Linked DNA regions of Homo sapiens: regions 1, 3 and 4 are each linked to region 2. A link is a contact called in ENCODE Hi-C or POLR2A ChIA-PET data. All regions are on one chromosome and are shown on one strand. Each heading gives the region's core, a stretch centred on a gene start or an enhancer-like site at or near the end of the contact. The rest is flanking DNA. Distances are from core to core; before and after follow the strand shown. Region 1 has its middle 16 kb from the start of DYNC1H1. Region 2 holds the start of CINP (cyclin dependent kinase 2 interacting protein). Region 3 overlaps DYNC1H1 (dynein cytoplasmic 1 heavy chain 1). Region 4 has its middle 24 kb from the start of HSP90AA1.

What was found. A loop is a pair of places that touch in the nucleus more often than their neighbours do. ChIA-PET counts read pairs that join two places held with the same protein, here RNA polymerase II (POLR2A). Pooled maps may share reads with other maps.
Region 1: a loop to region 2 is called in a map of CD8-positive, alpha-beta T cell, with 21 times the contacts of the local background. The contact joins the enhancer-like site here to the promoter of CINP in region 2. A Hi-C loop is called at or near these places in 4 of 168 maps with a recorded cell type or tissue (CD8-positive, alpha-beta T cell and naive thymus-derived CD4-positive, alpha-beta T cell), 1 of 37 single-sample maps with no recorded cell type and 14 of 50 pooled maps. POLR2A ChIA-PET finds 5 or more read pairs at or near these places in 4 of 52 experiments (CD4-positive, alpha-beta memory T cell, MCF 10A, PC-9 and 1 more).
Region 3: a loop to region 2 is called in a pooled map, with 6 times the contacts of the local background. The contact joins the enhancer-like site here to the promoter of CINP in region 2. A Hi-C loop is called at or near these places in 4 of 50 pooled maps. POLR2A ChIA-PET finds 5 or more read pairs at or near these places in 2 of 52 experiments (AG04449 and activated CD4-positive, alpha-beta T cell).
Region 4: a pooled map shows a loop between it and region 2 (4-fold over the local background). The contact joins the enhancer-like site here to the promoter of CINP in region 2. A Hi-C loop is called at or near these places in 2 of 50 pooled maps. POLR2A ChIA-PET finds 5 or more read pairs at or near these places in 4 of 52 experiments (A673, K562, activated CD4-positive, alpha-beta T cell and 1 more).

Annotation. Positions count from the first base shown.
Region 1 is chr14:101,946,441-101,950,007 of GRCh38, reverse strand. No RefSeq gene overlaps it. Among named protein-coding and RNA genes, the nearest start is that of DYNC1H1, 16 kb to the left of the region's middle. RefSeq lists enhancers at 1,433-1,622, 1,923-2,042, 1,747-2,408. Within about 2 kb of position 1,852, at least 33 of the 41 ENCODE cell types and tissues checked have a DNase peak (open chromatin) inside an H3K27ac peak, as active enhancers do; they include CD8-positive, alpha-beta T cell and PC-9, where a contact is called at or near this core.
Region 2 is chr14:102,360,972-102,364,344 of GRCh38, reverse strand. CINP (cyclin dependent kinase 2 interacting protein) reads left to right here and starts at 1,455. Exons shown (of 5, transcript NM_032630.3): 1 at 1,455-1,500. The coding sequence starts at 1,494. It overlaps TECPR2 (tectonin beta-propeller repeat containing 2), which reads right to left and starts at 1,404. Exons shown (of 20, transcript NM_014844.5): 1 at 1,229-1,404. RefSeq lists silencers at 871-960, 1,001-1,410.
Region 3 is chr14:102,018,647-102,021,972 of GRCh38, reverse strand. It overlaps DYNC1H1 (dynein cytoplasmic 1 heavy chain 1), which reads right to left. Exons shown (of 78, transcript NM_001376.5): 42 at 1,917-2,080. Among named protein-coding and RNA genes, the nearest start is that of DYNC1H1, 56 kb to the right of the region's middle. Within about 2 kb of position 1,497, at least 3 of the 41 ENCODE cell types and tissues checked have a DNase peak (open chromatin) inside an H3K27ac peak, as active enhancers do.
Region 4 is chr14:102,061,237-102,064,661 of GRCh38, reverse strand. No RefSeq gene overlaps it. Among named protein-coding and RNA genes, the nearest start is that of HSP90AA1, 24 kb to the left of the region's middle. RefSeq lists an enhancer at 1-581. Within about 2 kb of position 1,366, at least 9 of the 41 ENCODE cell types and tissues checked have a DNase peak (open chromatin) inside an H3K27ac peak, as active enhancers do.

The DNA of each region.
Region 1 (3,567 bases), core at 603-3,102, 410 kb after region 2:
GGTGCGTACCACCATGCGCTGATAATTTTTTTTTTTTTTTGAGATGGAGTCTATGTCGCCCAGGCTGGAGTGCAGTGGCACGACGTCGGTTCACTGCAAGCTCCGCCTCCCGGGTTCACGCCATTCTCCTGCCTCAGCCTCCAGAGTAGCTGGGATCACAGGCGCCCGCCATGCCCGGCTAATTTTTTGTGTTTTTAGTAGAGGCGGGGTTTCACCATGTTAGCCAGGATGGTCTCGATCTCCTGACCTCGTGATCCGCCCGCCTCGGCCTCCCAAAGTGCTGGGATTACAGGCGTGAGCCACTGCGCCCGGCCGCCAGAGTCCTTTTGGTGGCCACGTATTACCTCTGACCATCACCTGCTGCTCAAACCCACACTCACGCCACTGCATGATCCCTTCCACCCCAGGGCCCTTGCACACGATGAGCCCCTGGCCTGCAATGCCCTTCCTTCACTTCCTTCATCGTCACCTTCTCAGTAAAGCCCTCCCTGCCTCTTTTGTAAATTTCTTCCCATCCTCTATACCCTTCCCACCTCTCTCCCCATCTTTAGCTTTTCCCTGTATCACTTATTCAACACAGCATAGATTTTGTTGAAGGCAGGGGTTTCTGCCTTCTGTTTAATGCTAGCTGCCCAGTGCCTAGAAAAGTGCCTGGCATCCAGTAGGTGTTCAATAGATATTTATAGAGTTAAATGCACTAAACTTAGGAGGCGGAAGTTGTTTTTTTTGGAGGCCTTTGCCCATTTCACTCCCTCCTTCCCGTTCCACCTTCTAGGTTTCTCATTCCCTCTGCTTCTTCTCTTTTGCTGGCTCTGGCCTGCAGCCCTCTTGCCCCTGGTGTAAAGGGCTCAAAACGCCAGACAGCTCTGCCGCCATGGGGAGGAGACCCTGACTGAGAAGCCAGGGCCCCGGCCTCCAGGGTCACCAGTACCTTGGGCAGGCCGGGGTGTCGCTGGGGCTTGGGTGACTCCACCAGGCATGGAGGGGGTGGGTACTCCCAGCTGGCTCGCCAACCTTCGCTTCTTGCCTCGCAAAGGCAACCTGGCGGAGGGTCTGTGGGTCAAGCAGAGTCCAGCTCTAGTTTCTCCCCTTCCAGGCTGTGCGCCCTCAGCCAGGCCTCTCCTCGCCTACAGGGCTCGCGGACACTTCTGACCCTCACTGAGGTCGTAAAGATTACAAGTCAGTGGTCCACAACGACTGGCGTCGGGCCCGCCGCATACCCACTATGTACGACTGGCCGCTAAGTCAGCCGAGGCCCTGGGGCTCCGCTCCACAACCCAGCCCACGGTCAGCTTTCCTGGGCTGCTCCGTCCCGCGAGGCCATCGCCCCATTCATATTCGGCAGGGCATTTCCACGCGTCCCGTCTCAGGCAAGCCCCAGAGCACCCTTTTTCGGGCAACACTGTGCCCACTTCACTGGAGAGGGAACTGAGGTCCACGTCATTGGGAGAGGAACACGTGACATATTGAGCTCTTTCCTCAGCAAGTGACCTAACCCGCCTTGCCCTCGGCCGTGAGCAGAGGGCCAGACCGGAAGTCCGCTAGCTCTGCTGTTCCGAGGCCCGCCAGTCTCCAAACCCCGGTCTTAGATCGAGGTCTCTGGCCGTTTCCCTCCGCAGCAAAACCCTTGTTCCAGGACTACACCAGACGGGTCACACGACCTAGATCGGCACGGTCACATGTCCCGCAGTCCGGTCATGTGCACCCTCGGACCAATCCCAGCGGCCAGGAAGGAGAGGCATTGTGATTGGCCCATGCCCTTCAGGGGGCGGGACTCCTGCTGAGGAGGGCCTTCCCCGTTCTCACCTCTGCGTTCCGCGTGAATCTCGCTCACTCGCGAGATTGGGCGTCTGACAGGTGCCCTTAGGTCCCACAATGCACAGGCCGGAGGCGGGGCGGTCCTGCATTGACGCAACCTCGCGCGCCGCTTGCGTCACCTCTCGGTGCCGCCCTTGAGATTGGGGCATTTCTCGCTGAGATCCTGCACTCGGCTCCAGGTATCCTGGAGGAAAGAACGAACTTCTCCTGGGCCCAGAAGTTTAGGTCCGCTGTCGTCCCCCGCCTGCCTCTAAGGCCCTCTCCTCGCGACAGCCTCTGAAACCATCGGCTCCTTCCTCATTTCTGTCACGGCCTGGCTTGCATTCCAAGCCAGGCACTCATTTCATGTTTATTGTTCCAGCTGGACTAGGGGTACTTAAACCGTGGTCCATGGCTGGGCTTCCGGGGCCGTGACCCCCTTAAATTATATGCAGTATGTAGCTTGTTGTGGGTGGCTTCTGTCACACTTAAATGCTGGGTGCCATCACAGGACTGGCAGGGCCCTACTGTGGTCGTCAGTGCGCTCTTTGTCAGCACAGAGCCTGACGCAAATGTCCAAAGGTGCTAATTAGACAGAGGCAAATATCCCAACTGTTGCCCTCTGCACACACCTCGGTCTACTCTTTTAAGACTACTTGCTGTTACCTGCACACACCTTTATTTATTTATTTATTTATTTATTTAATTTTTGAGACAGGGTCTCGCTCTGTCGCCCAGGCTGGAGTGCAGTGGCGCGATCTCGGCTCACGGGCTCAAGCGACCCTCCTGCCTCAGCCTCCCGAACAGCTGGGACTACAGGCCTGCGTCACCACGCCCGGCTAGTGGTTTTTTTCTTTTTTTTTTTTTCTTGAGACGGAGTCTTGCTCTGTCGCCCAGGCTGGAGTGCAGTGGCGCCATCTCGGCTTACTGCAACCTCCGCCTCCCAGGTTCAAGCGATTTTCCTGCCTCAGCCTCCCGAGTAGCTGGGATTATAGGCGCTCGCCACCACACCCGGCTAATTTTTGTATTTTTAGTAGAAACGGGGTTTCACCATGTTGGCCAGGCTGGTCTCGAACTCCTGACTGCCTCGGCCTCCTAAAAGTGCTGGGATTACAGGCGCGAGCCACTGCGCCCGGCCTAGTTTTTGTATTTTTTGTAGAGACGGGGTTTCGCCATGTTGCCCAGGGTGGTCTTGAATTCCTGAGCTCAAGTGATCCTCCCGCCTAGGCCTTCCAAAGTGCTGGGAGTACGTGAGCCACCGCTCCTGGCCCTGCACACAGCTTTTGATTGTACGCCTTCCTTCTGTCATCATGCTGTTCTCTCTGACCGAACAAATCTCTCTTCATCTTTCTATCAAACATCGATTGAGTTTGAGCGAGGGCGTGGAGGGGTTGAGCACAGTGCCAGGCACTGGAAGCACGTTGGTGAACAAGACAAGCCTGGGCAATGTTCCCACAGAGCTCACGATCTAGCGGGGGAGACAGGTTGGAGATAGGGGAGAGGCTGCGGGCGTCTCAGATCTGGCACCAGAGAGATCCTAGACTCCAGGATAAGCAGTCAATAGCTAGGTCAGGGCTGGGCGCGGTGGCTCACGCCTGTAATCCCAGCACTTTGGGCGGCCGAGGCAGGTGGGTCACGAGGTCTGGAGTTCAAAACCAGCCTGGCCAACATGGTGAAACCCCATTTCTACTAAAAACACAAAAATTAGTCGGGCGTGGTGTCGGGTGCCTGTAATCCCAGCTACTTGGGAGGCTGAGGGAGAAGAATCGC
Region 2 (3,373 bases), core at 206-2,705:
ACAACAACAACAACAAAAATAAGGTCAGAGGTTTATCAAGGTACATTATAGCTGGGTGTGAGAAAACACAAAGTCCTGCAGCCTAAAAGACCAGGAATCGCTGGTGATCACAAGGAGCTACAGTGGCTTCATTCCCAGATTCTACCTATGCCTGGGATTTGCGTTTTGAGATTTCCCAGAACTCTGTCTACAAGACCTTGGCTGCAAGGAGGCAGTCCACAAGTGCAACTGGTCACTCCAATAGATGAGAAAAGGATGCACCCAGGCTGGTATCCCACATTCTGCCAACACATGGAACATAAGTCACAGAACAGAATAAAATTCCTGAATCCCAATAAGAGAGGAAGAAAAAAGTGCAGGGAAGAGAAATGGAGGTAGAGAAGGAGAAACTAAAGTCATGAGAAGTCAGAGACATATCAGAAGGGACTAGAGGGCGAGAACGCAGGCTAGCACAGATGACAGCAGGGGCTCCCCTTTACTGAAATGTACAGCGGCAGGCACCGTGCTTAACTTTACATGCACTGACCCATTTAATCCTCTTACCAAGCCAGAGGTAGAAACTATTCTCATCTCCATTCCACTGGTGATGAAACTGGAGCGGAGTGAGGTAGGGCACTTGCCCCAGCACAGAGCTAGGAAGGGGCCGCTGGGACCTGCCCGGCTCTGACTCCAGGACACCCCATCCTTTAACACTTACTACCTATTCTGCCTCCCATGCCTTCAAATAGGATTGGGAAAGGAGTCATTCACTTATCCACTCATCGAACACTGAACACCAACTGGATGAGTGTCAAGGCCTGGGGCCAGGCGCCGGTGGGCGGATGTAAGGGACGCGGGCTGCGAGTGGGGGACAGAACACGACGTCAATCTTAAGGCGAAGGAGCAGAGCCCGCGGCCAGACCGGCAGCCGGGATGCAGGGTGGGGCCGGGGGCCGAGGGCGCGGGACGCGCAGCGGAGGCCTGAGGAGGGGCGGGCGGCCCCTGTTCCCCGCTGCGGACCGCCGGATTCTGCGGGCGGCGAGCCAGGCGCTCCGTGTGTTGTGGCATTTAGTGTCCGCCACTCCGCGCGGGCGAGACCGCGGGCGAGGGAGACGGGGCGGACGGGCATGGAGACCCTGCGGGGCTGAGGCAAGGGAAGAGTGGCCCGGGGGAGGCCGAGGAGGGGCTCGGGGCCAGGCGTCGGGGGCGTCGGGGGCGTCGGGGCCGCTTGCGGCGTCGCCGGACTCACCTCCCGCGGCAGCCCCTCCGGACTCGTCGGCCCCGCCGGGCCGGAGGAGGCGGGATGGACTCCGGGCCGCGGGGGCTGCCGGGAGCCTGTTCCCTGGGCAACGGGGCCGGCACCGGGGCCAGCACCGAAGAGCAGCAGCTGGCTCCGCCGGGGGCTAGAGCGGCAGAGCCACAAGTGGCAGCGGGCGGGGCGGACGTGACGCAAATGCGTTTCCGGTGGGGTGGGCGGGGCTTCGCGTCTCCTTCTACGGATATCTGTGGACCTTATGGAAGGTGCGTGAGATCGGTTCCTTTCCCGGGGTGGGGTGGCTGTGAATGTTACTGCTTAGGCCGCAGGTTGGACCAGAAGCTCAGGAGCTCCCCGGATTACATGAGGTTAAATGGAGGTCCTCTGTCTTACCCCAGCCTAGCCCGCAGGCCCCTCGCAGCCTCTGCGAGCTGCTCGGGAGACAGTTTTGCCGAGCCTCCGTTTTTTCACATGTGCAGTGACAGATGAACGGGACGATATACGCAAATGAGTGTCAGCAGATCCGACATCCAAATTGTAATTATTGTCACTATAAATTAGTACTAACAGAGTTCACTGGGTACCAAGCCTTGCATGCTCATCTCGTCCAGAAACTCCTCTCTGAACTGCCCTCAGTCAGAACATTCTGCTTGTAATGAAAGCTGGCTTTCGCCTAGTGCTCAGTTTGCTGAGTACTGCTCCAAGCACTTTAAGTGGATCATCTCATTTGAACCTCACAGTGGTCCCATGAAGTAATGTCAACCCCATTTTGCAGATGGGGAATCGAGGCTCAGAGGGGATAAGTAACTTAGCCACTGTGCCCTCACCCTACCCTGTCCTGTGACGCTGATGACTGGTCTGTCTTTACCAGCCCTTGAGTTTCTTGAAGTCAGTTATGTTTTTGGTTCCTAAATATGTGCCCCGTATGAGTCAGGCTGACCATGAATCAGATGTGATCCTGCCCTCAGAATCTCCTGTTGGGGGGAAAACCCTTAGACAATTATAGAACAGGTGGTAAGAGCTATTCCTCCATTTACCTCATTTTATGCAAAGCCTCCTATGTGTGGAAGGTTTGAAAGAGAACGAGACATAGTTCCTACCCTAGTCGAATTTCCAGTTTAGCAGGGAATATAGACATTAAACAAGCAAATACACTCCACTGGTGAATATCATGATAGCAGAATTATAGGGTGTACCACATATCTAGTGGTGAGTCGTAACCCAACCTGGGGGATCCAGGAATACTTCTCTGTGGAAATGACTTTCTAAAAACCTAAATCAGATAATTTCACTGCCCTATCCAGAGCTCATTGCTCACTCCCCATTGTATTAGGTTGGTGCAAAAGTAATGGCAATTTTGGCTGTTAAAAGTAATGGCAAAATCTGTTACTTTTGCACCAAGCTAATACTTAGAAGTCCAAACTTCATTTTTTTATTTTGTTTTGTTTTGTTTTGTTTTGTTTTGTTTTTGAGACGGAGTCTCGCTCTGTCACCCAGGCTGGAGTGCAGTGGCGCGATCTGGGCTCACTGCAAGTTCCGCCTCCCGGGTTCACGCCATTCTCCTGCCTCAGCCTCCTGAGTAGCTGGGACTACAGGCGCCCGCCACCACGCCCGGCTGATTTTTTGTATTTTTTTAGTAGAGATGAGGTTTCACTGTGTTAGCCAGGATGGTCTCGATCTCCTGACCTCGTGATCCGCCCGCCTTGGCCTCCTGAAGTGCTGGGATTACAGGCGTGAGCCACTGCCCTCGGTCCAACTTCTTATCTTGGCCTATTAGGTTCTAGTTGTCTGATCACCTACTCACGCACTAGTCCTTTTCTGTCTATTTCATTCCAGCACACTGGTTTTTTTGTTTGCTTGTTTGTTTTGTTTTGTTTTCTGTTTTTTGAACTCACCAACCTCATTATCATAATTAGGGCACATACTACTGACCTACCCTATTTCTGGCTTTTCATCATTCAAATCTCAGCCTAAACGACACCTTCTCAGGGGATCACACTAACACAAGACCCTGTTTTATTTTCCACACACACTTAATCATGATCTGAACTGATCGTGGTCATTTGTTTATTATCTGCCTCCCCTTTGGAAAGTAAGTTCCATGAAAACGGTCCTGGTCCGTCTCATTCAATCACTTCA
Region 3 (3,326 bases), core at 248-2,747, 340 kb after region 2:
GTAGAGATGGGGTTTCGCTATGCTGGTCTCAAGCTGTAATCCCAGCACTCTGGGAGGGCAGAGGCAGGCGGATCACTTTAAGTCAGGAGTTCAAGACTAGCCTGGCCAATGTGGTGAAACCCTGTCTCTACTAAAAATATAAAAATCAGCCAGGCGTGGTGGCACATGTCTGTAATCCCAGCTACTCTGGGGGCTGGGGCACAAGAATTGCTTTGAACCCAGGAGACGGAGATTGCAGTGAGCTGAGATCATGCCATTGCACTCTAGCCTGGGTGACAAAGCGAGACTCTTGTCTCAAAAAAAAAAAAAAAAAAAAGAAAAAGAAAAAAGAAATGGGAACTGTGATGTGTGTAGTTTTAGAGGTGTAAGACTTACTACAAGGCAAGCAGGCGAGACTGTGACTGCGCTGCTGTGTGAGGACCTTTTGAGAAGCTGACTGTAAGATCTCCTATGCAGGCTACCAGGTGAGGGTCTAGTGAAGGCAGGTATATACTTACTGAAGCCAATCTGAATTTGTAAGCACAACTGCTGTTGCGACATTTGAATTTAAACAAAATTCTCTGTGGTACTAGAAATCTGTGAAAACTATATTGTGGGAGACAGGGTCTTGCTCTGTCACTCAGGCTGGAATGCAGTGGCACGATCATGGCTCACTGTAGCTGCAGCCTCCCAGGCTCAATCGATCTTCCTGTCTCAGCCTCCCAAGTAGCTGGGACTACAGGTACACGTCACCACACCTGGCTAATTTTTTATTTTTTGTAGAGATGGGGGTCTCACTATGTTGGTCAGGCTGGCCTTGAACTCCTGGGCTCAATGATCCTCCTGCCTCGACCTTCCAAAGTGCTGGGATTATAGATGTGAACCACTATGCCCAGCCAATTTTTTTTTAATTGAAAAGGGGAGAGTGAAGGTAGCTGACATAGCAACAATAACAAAAGACTGTTTAAAAAGCAGCAGAACTCCAATAAGAAATAAAAACAGGGCTGCCACAGCCAACATACTCTGCACTCTGCCTTGCCTGCTCATCTCTTACAGTGGCTGTCAGTAATGTACCCGGTGTTGCCCAAGAATGCCAAGGACTCGGGTTGGAAACCCAGTGATTACAACTAGGCAGTATTCTGAGACTCCTTGTACAGTAATGACAGGAAAAACTGCAGGATGACACCTGGTCCAGAGGCACAGCTGCCAAACACTTAAGCATTTCTTAGTCTGGAGGGAACCATCTGCCAAGTCATCTTACTGCAATTCAAACCACAAAACCTTCCACAGTTGATGCCGATCAGTCATCCGTTAGCAATTTTTTCCCTTAAGTATTGGTCACTTAACTAGAAAAACTCAAAACTTACAAGACAAGAATTGATCCAAGTGGGCAACAGGTAAAAGAGAAAACCAGTGCCCCAGAGCTGCAGCTGCAAAGCCTTTGATGAGAACACAGACTGAGAAACAGGAAGAGGGGTGGTGGTTACGGAACACGCACACTGGGCAGTTGTTGGGAGACCTTTTAACTCAGCAGTGAACCCGTGCTCTGGTAAGGTTATCACAGGCAGCTGCTACCTTTTGTGGTCCCACCTGACAGTTTAAAAGGTTTATTAAAGTGCCCCGTTTTTTGACTTCTATGATGTATCTTTAAAAAAAAAAGTACCCTGTTCACAGCCACAAGGTTTATGAAAGTGCCTTGTGTAAGCAGACAGTGGTGGGCCAGCCGGTGCATTCAGCGCACTGTGACTTTGTTACCCTGGGGCAACTGTGACCAGTGTCCAGACGGGAGGCTGCCCTGGCTGACTCTGCTCCTTCCACCACTGGCACCACCTGGCTCTAACTTAGGCAGACCACCCCTGCAAAGACCCCAGCTTCGACAGCTGTAAGAACTCAGAGCAGGGGAGAATGGGACCAACTGGATCCTCGGCTTCCCTTACCTATCTTGGAAGAGACGCAGAGCTTCATGTGCCCAAATCCGAATGAGGCCTTCAACAGGCAGGGTCTCCAGAGGTCTCAGCGCTTCAAAGATGCCTCTCACCCACCTAGTCATTTCACGGGGTGAATAGATATAGTGAGGTTGTGTATCCTGGGTGAATCTCTCCTATGGCAATGAGAAAAATGGAAGGTACACGTAAATATCTTAAGACACAGAGAAGTGGTCAAAAGGTAAAATGTGGCAAAACATGTTTACATTAAAGAACCTAGACCCTGAAATATTTAAGAAGATAGCTGGACATGGTGGTGGGTGCCTGTAGTCCCAGCTACTAGGGAGGCTGAGGCAGAAGAATCGCTTGAACCCAGGAGGCGGAGGTTGCAGTGAGCCGAGACTGCGCCACTGCATTCCAGCCTTGGCGACAGAGTGAGACTCCGTCTCCAAATGAGTAAACAATGTTGGAACAATTGGATAAATAACTGTCCAGAACAAAGTTAGATTCAAGCTGCTCACTTTATGCTGAAATACATTATATTTAACGATTTAAATATTTAAACAATGAAACTACAAAAAATCCTTCTGAAAATACTTAAAAGCAAATTAAATACTGGGAAAAAGCATCTGCCACCTATGACAAGAAAGCTGTCCCAAAGCATGAAGAGCGAGGGAGACACAGCAGGGCAGTTGGCGGCTCCCACTCATCCCCCGCAGCCAGCGGCTCCATGGGAGGCTCAACAGAGAAATGCAAATAGCAACGAGAGTCATTTCTCACCAAATGGGCAAAGACATTTTTGTTAATGACTATTTTTTAAATGTTGCAGAATACAGGGAAGCGGGTGCTGCTGGTGGAGGCGTAGCTGGTCCAACCATCTTGAGAGCAATCTGGCAGATATGCAGCCTTTATATACATTTAGAAACTGTATGGCTCTATTTTCATCATATACACATACATACACATGCATAGGATAATGATTAAGCATGGAAATGTCAGCAGTCTTAGCACCTGCATAGAAAAGTGACTTTGATGACAGACCTTGGAGAAAGTCTCTCGGCTCAATAACATCTCTGAATAAAGTCCAATCTTTATTTCAATAAACTTCTCATTTTATTTTGAGGTAGAGTCTCACTCTGTCACCCAGGCTGGTGCAGTGGCACAATCATGGCTCATCGTAAGCTCTGCCTCCAGGTTCAAGCAACTCTCCCACCTCAGCCTCCTGGGAAGCTGACATTACAAGCATGCACCACCACGCCCACCTATTTTTTGTAGAGACAGGGTTTTGCCATGTTGTCCAGACTGGTCTCAAACTCCTGGGCTCAAAGGATCCACCCACCTTGGCCTCCCAAAATGCTGGGATTACAGGTGTGAACCACCACACCTGACCAATCGAGTGCCTTAATTATGAGAGGAAAACAA
Region 4 (3,425 bases), core at 117-2,616, 300 kb after region 2:
CAGGAGGGGGAGGTTGCGGTGAGTCGAGATCGCGCCACTACACGCCATGCCTGGGCAACAAGAGCAAAACTCCATCTCAAAAAAAAAAAAATTAGCCGGGCGAGGTGGCATGCACCCGTAATCCCAGCTACTTGGGAGGCTGAGGCAGGAGAATCGTTTGAATCTGGGAGGCAGAGGTTGCAGTGAGCCGAGATAATACCACTGCACTTTAGCCTGGGCAATGGAGTGAGACTGTCTCAAAAAAGAAAAAAAAAAAAGAAAGAAAAAGAAAGAAGTGTGTGTTCATCCTGGGAAAACGGGCCTCTACGGCCCTCTAGGGCTTCCTGCTTTCCCTGGTGCCTGATCCAGAGAAGGTGCTCAGATACTGAACGCCTAAACCAGATCACCGTTGCAGGTGGGTGGAGGAGTAAAGATGCAGCGCCCTGGAAACCGAGAGCATTTCAGTATTGCCCGGGAATGAAGGGGTCTGAGTCTCAGCTCACGCTAAGGCTCTTAGGAACCACGCTGGGGAGAAGGAGCTTGAGAAATCTTTCACAACACATTTCAAGGAAAGGATATCTGGTTTTGAACTAAAACTATTGGTGAATTGTTAAATATTGTTAAGTGGGAACTTCTGAACCACGTTTTTCCTTTGAGGCAGAAATGCGGCATTGAGTTAAGCCCTGGTCTGAACCTGAGGGCAGCCTGGAGGTCAAGGCAGAGGTCATCTGTTCTGAATCCTGACGCACCCACCATGCCTGGAGTGGGGGCCTGGAAGATTTTCTCTTTGCTCTTTGACGGTGTGGAGGGTGGGGACAGGTCTGGAGAGTACATTTGCTAACCCCTCTTTGTGGAGAGACCATTCTGCGTCTGCTGGGACCCCAGTCTCCCCCGCTCGTCTCTCCGGAGCTTGCTCCCCAGACTACCTTCTGGACCCCAGGTAGGAGCTCTTGGAGGCGTTTCTGGCCTCGCAGCCGCCCGGCCCTACCGGCCGCCGCTCCCCCAGGCGTGGCTGCAGGGGCGGGGTGACAGGGCTGGTGGCTCCAGGAATCCGGTCAGTCCATTCTTGGGGAGGGAGGCCACCAGCGTGCCTGAGGCTTTGGGCTGTCTGGGGAAAGCCCTGGCCTGTCATCTTTGTCCTCTTACTGCCTGGTTGACAAGCATTTAATTATTATTATTATTATTAATGTTTTGCTATTATCCAGCATTTTACTAATGCATCAGACAATTGCATTTACAAACTAAAATGTTAAAGGCGTTCATGAGGAAACCTGTACTGATCCTTTGCCATCTGGCAGTGGTATGTGCAATTAGCAAAAGACTCCAGAAGATGTCTGGTGACAAATGCACCCTCTGGTGTTCCATTTGTGTTTTGCTGTTGGGTTTTTCATACTACTTAATCGTCACAGCTTATGAAGTTGGGAGCCGGCGGCGTGGACGCGGGGGCGGGGCCAAAACGGCCAGGGGTGGGGCCCACACTAACAAGGGGCGGAACCGAGGGCTGGTCAGAGTTGCTTTGCTACTCCCTAACGTTTCCATTCTATTTTCTTTTCTTTCTTTCTTTATTTATTTTTATTTTTATTTTATTTTTTTGAGAAGGAGTTTAGCTCTGTCGCCCAGGCTGGAGTGCAGTGGCGCGATATCAGCTCACCGCAACCTCCGCCTCCCAGGTTCCAGCGATTCTCCTGCCTCAGCCTCCCGAGTAGCTGGAATCACAGGCATGCGCCACCACGACCGGCTAATTTGTTTTTTTTTTTTTTTTATTTTTAGTGGAGACGAGGTTTCACCATGTTGGCTAGGCTGGTCTCAAACTCCTGACCTCAGATGATCTGCCCGCCTCAGCCTCCCAAAGTGCTGGAATTATAGGTGTGAGCCACCAACTCAGCTTAATGTTTCCATTTTAAAATGTCAGTTTTGCCGGGGCGGTGGTGCCTACCTGTAGTCCCAGCTACTTAGGAGGCTGAGGTGAGCAGATCCCTTGAGCCCAGGGTTTCAAGGCCAACCTGGGCAATATAGTGAGATGCCTCCATCTCTTTTAAATAAAAAAAAAAAAGGCCAGCACAATGGCTTACGCCTGTAATCGCAGCACTTTGGGAGGCTGAGGTGGGCGGATCATCTGAGGTCAGGAGTTCGAGACCAGCCTGGCCCACATGGTGAAACCCCATCTCTACTAAAAATACAAAAATTAGCTGGCATGGTGGCGGACACCTGTAATCTCAGCTACTTGGGAGGCTGAGGCAGAAGACTTGCTGGAACCCAGGTGGCAGAGGTTGCAGTGAGCTGAGATTGGGCCACTGCACTCCAGCCTGGGCTACACAGCGTGACTCCAGCCTGGGCTACAGAGCGTGACTCCATCTCAAAAACAAACAAAAAAACAAACTGCATTCTAAAACTAAGCTATGAAGTTGAAGGATGATACCTTTGGAAAAATGAGACCATAGTTGCATTCAAACTACCCCCCACCTCTTTTATCTGTTTTCCCTACAAGTTGGAGTATTTCTACGTTTTGGAAATGTCACTCTGAAATGACTGAAGTTGTGGCAACCCAAATTGAATACTAGATGATTTTTTGTCTAGCCTGGTCTTTTGCCTATCGTGGGTCCTTAAATGTTTGACTAAAGATGCCTCTAGTCCGGACTGATGCCTCTCCCCTTCTTCACTGAGTACTGGCATCGTGAGTGGCACTTGCTCTTCCTAACTTCAAGTGGAAGGAACAACATGTCTCTTAGATAATGTCTTTTTTTTTCTTTATTCGCTGTTGTCGTCCAGACTGGTGTGCAATGGCATGATCTCGGCTCACCGCAACCTCCACCTCCTGGGTTCAAGTGATTTTCCTGCCTCAGCCTCCTGAGTAGCTGGGATTACAGGCGCATGCCACCACGCCCGGCTAATTTTGTATTTTTAGTAAAGATGGGGTTTTACCATGTTGGTCAGGCTGGTCTTTTTTTTTTTTTTCCTGAGACGTAGTCTCGCTGTCTCCCAGGCTGGAGTGCAGTGTCGCGATCTCGGCTCACTGCAAGCTCCGCCTCTCGGGTTCACGCCATTCTCCTGCCTCAGCCTCCTGAGCAGCTGGGACTACAGGCACCTACCACCACGCCCGGCTAATTTTTTGTATTTTTAGTAGAGATGGGGTTTCACCGTGTTAGCCAGGATGGTCTCGATCTCCTGACCTCGTGATCCACCTGCCTCGGCCCCCCAAAGTGCTGGAATGGTCAGGCTGGTCTTGAACCCCCGACCTCAGGTGACCCACCCGCCTCGGCCTCCCAAAGTGCTGGGATTACAGGTGTGAGCCACCGCACCCAGTCTAAATAACGCCATTTTTCTCACAGCACCCACTTCGTTCTTTTTTTTTTTTTCCGAGAGAAGTCTCGCTCATGTCCCCCAGGCTTGAGTGTAATGGCTTGACCTTGGCTCCCTGCAACCTCCGCCTCCCGAGTTCAAACGAT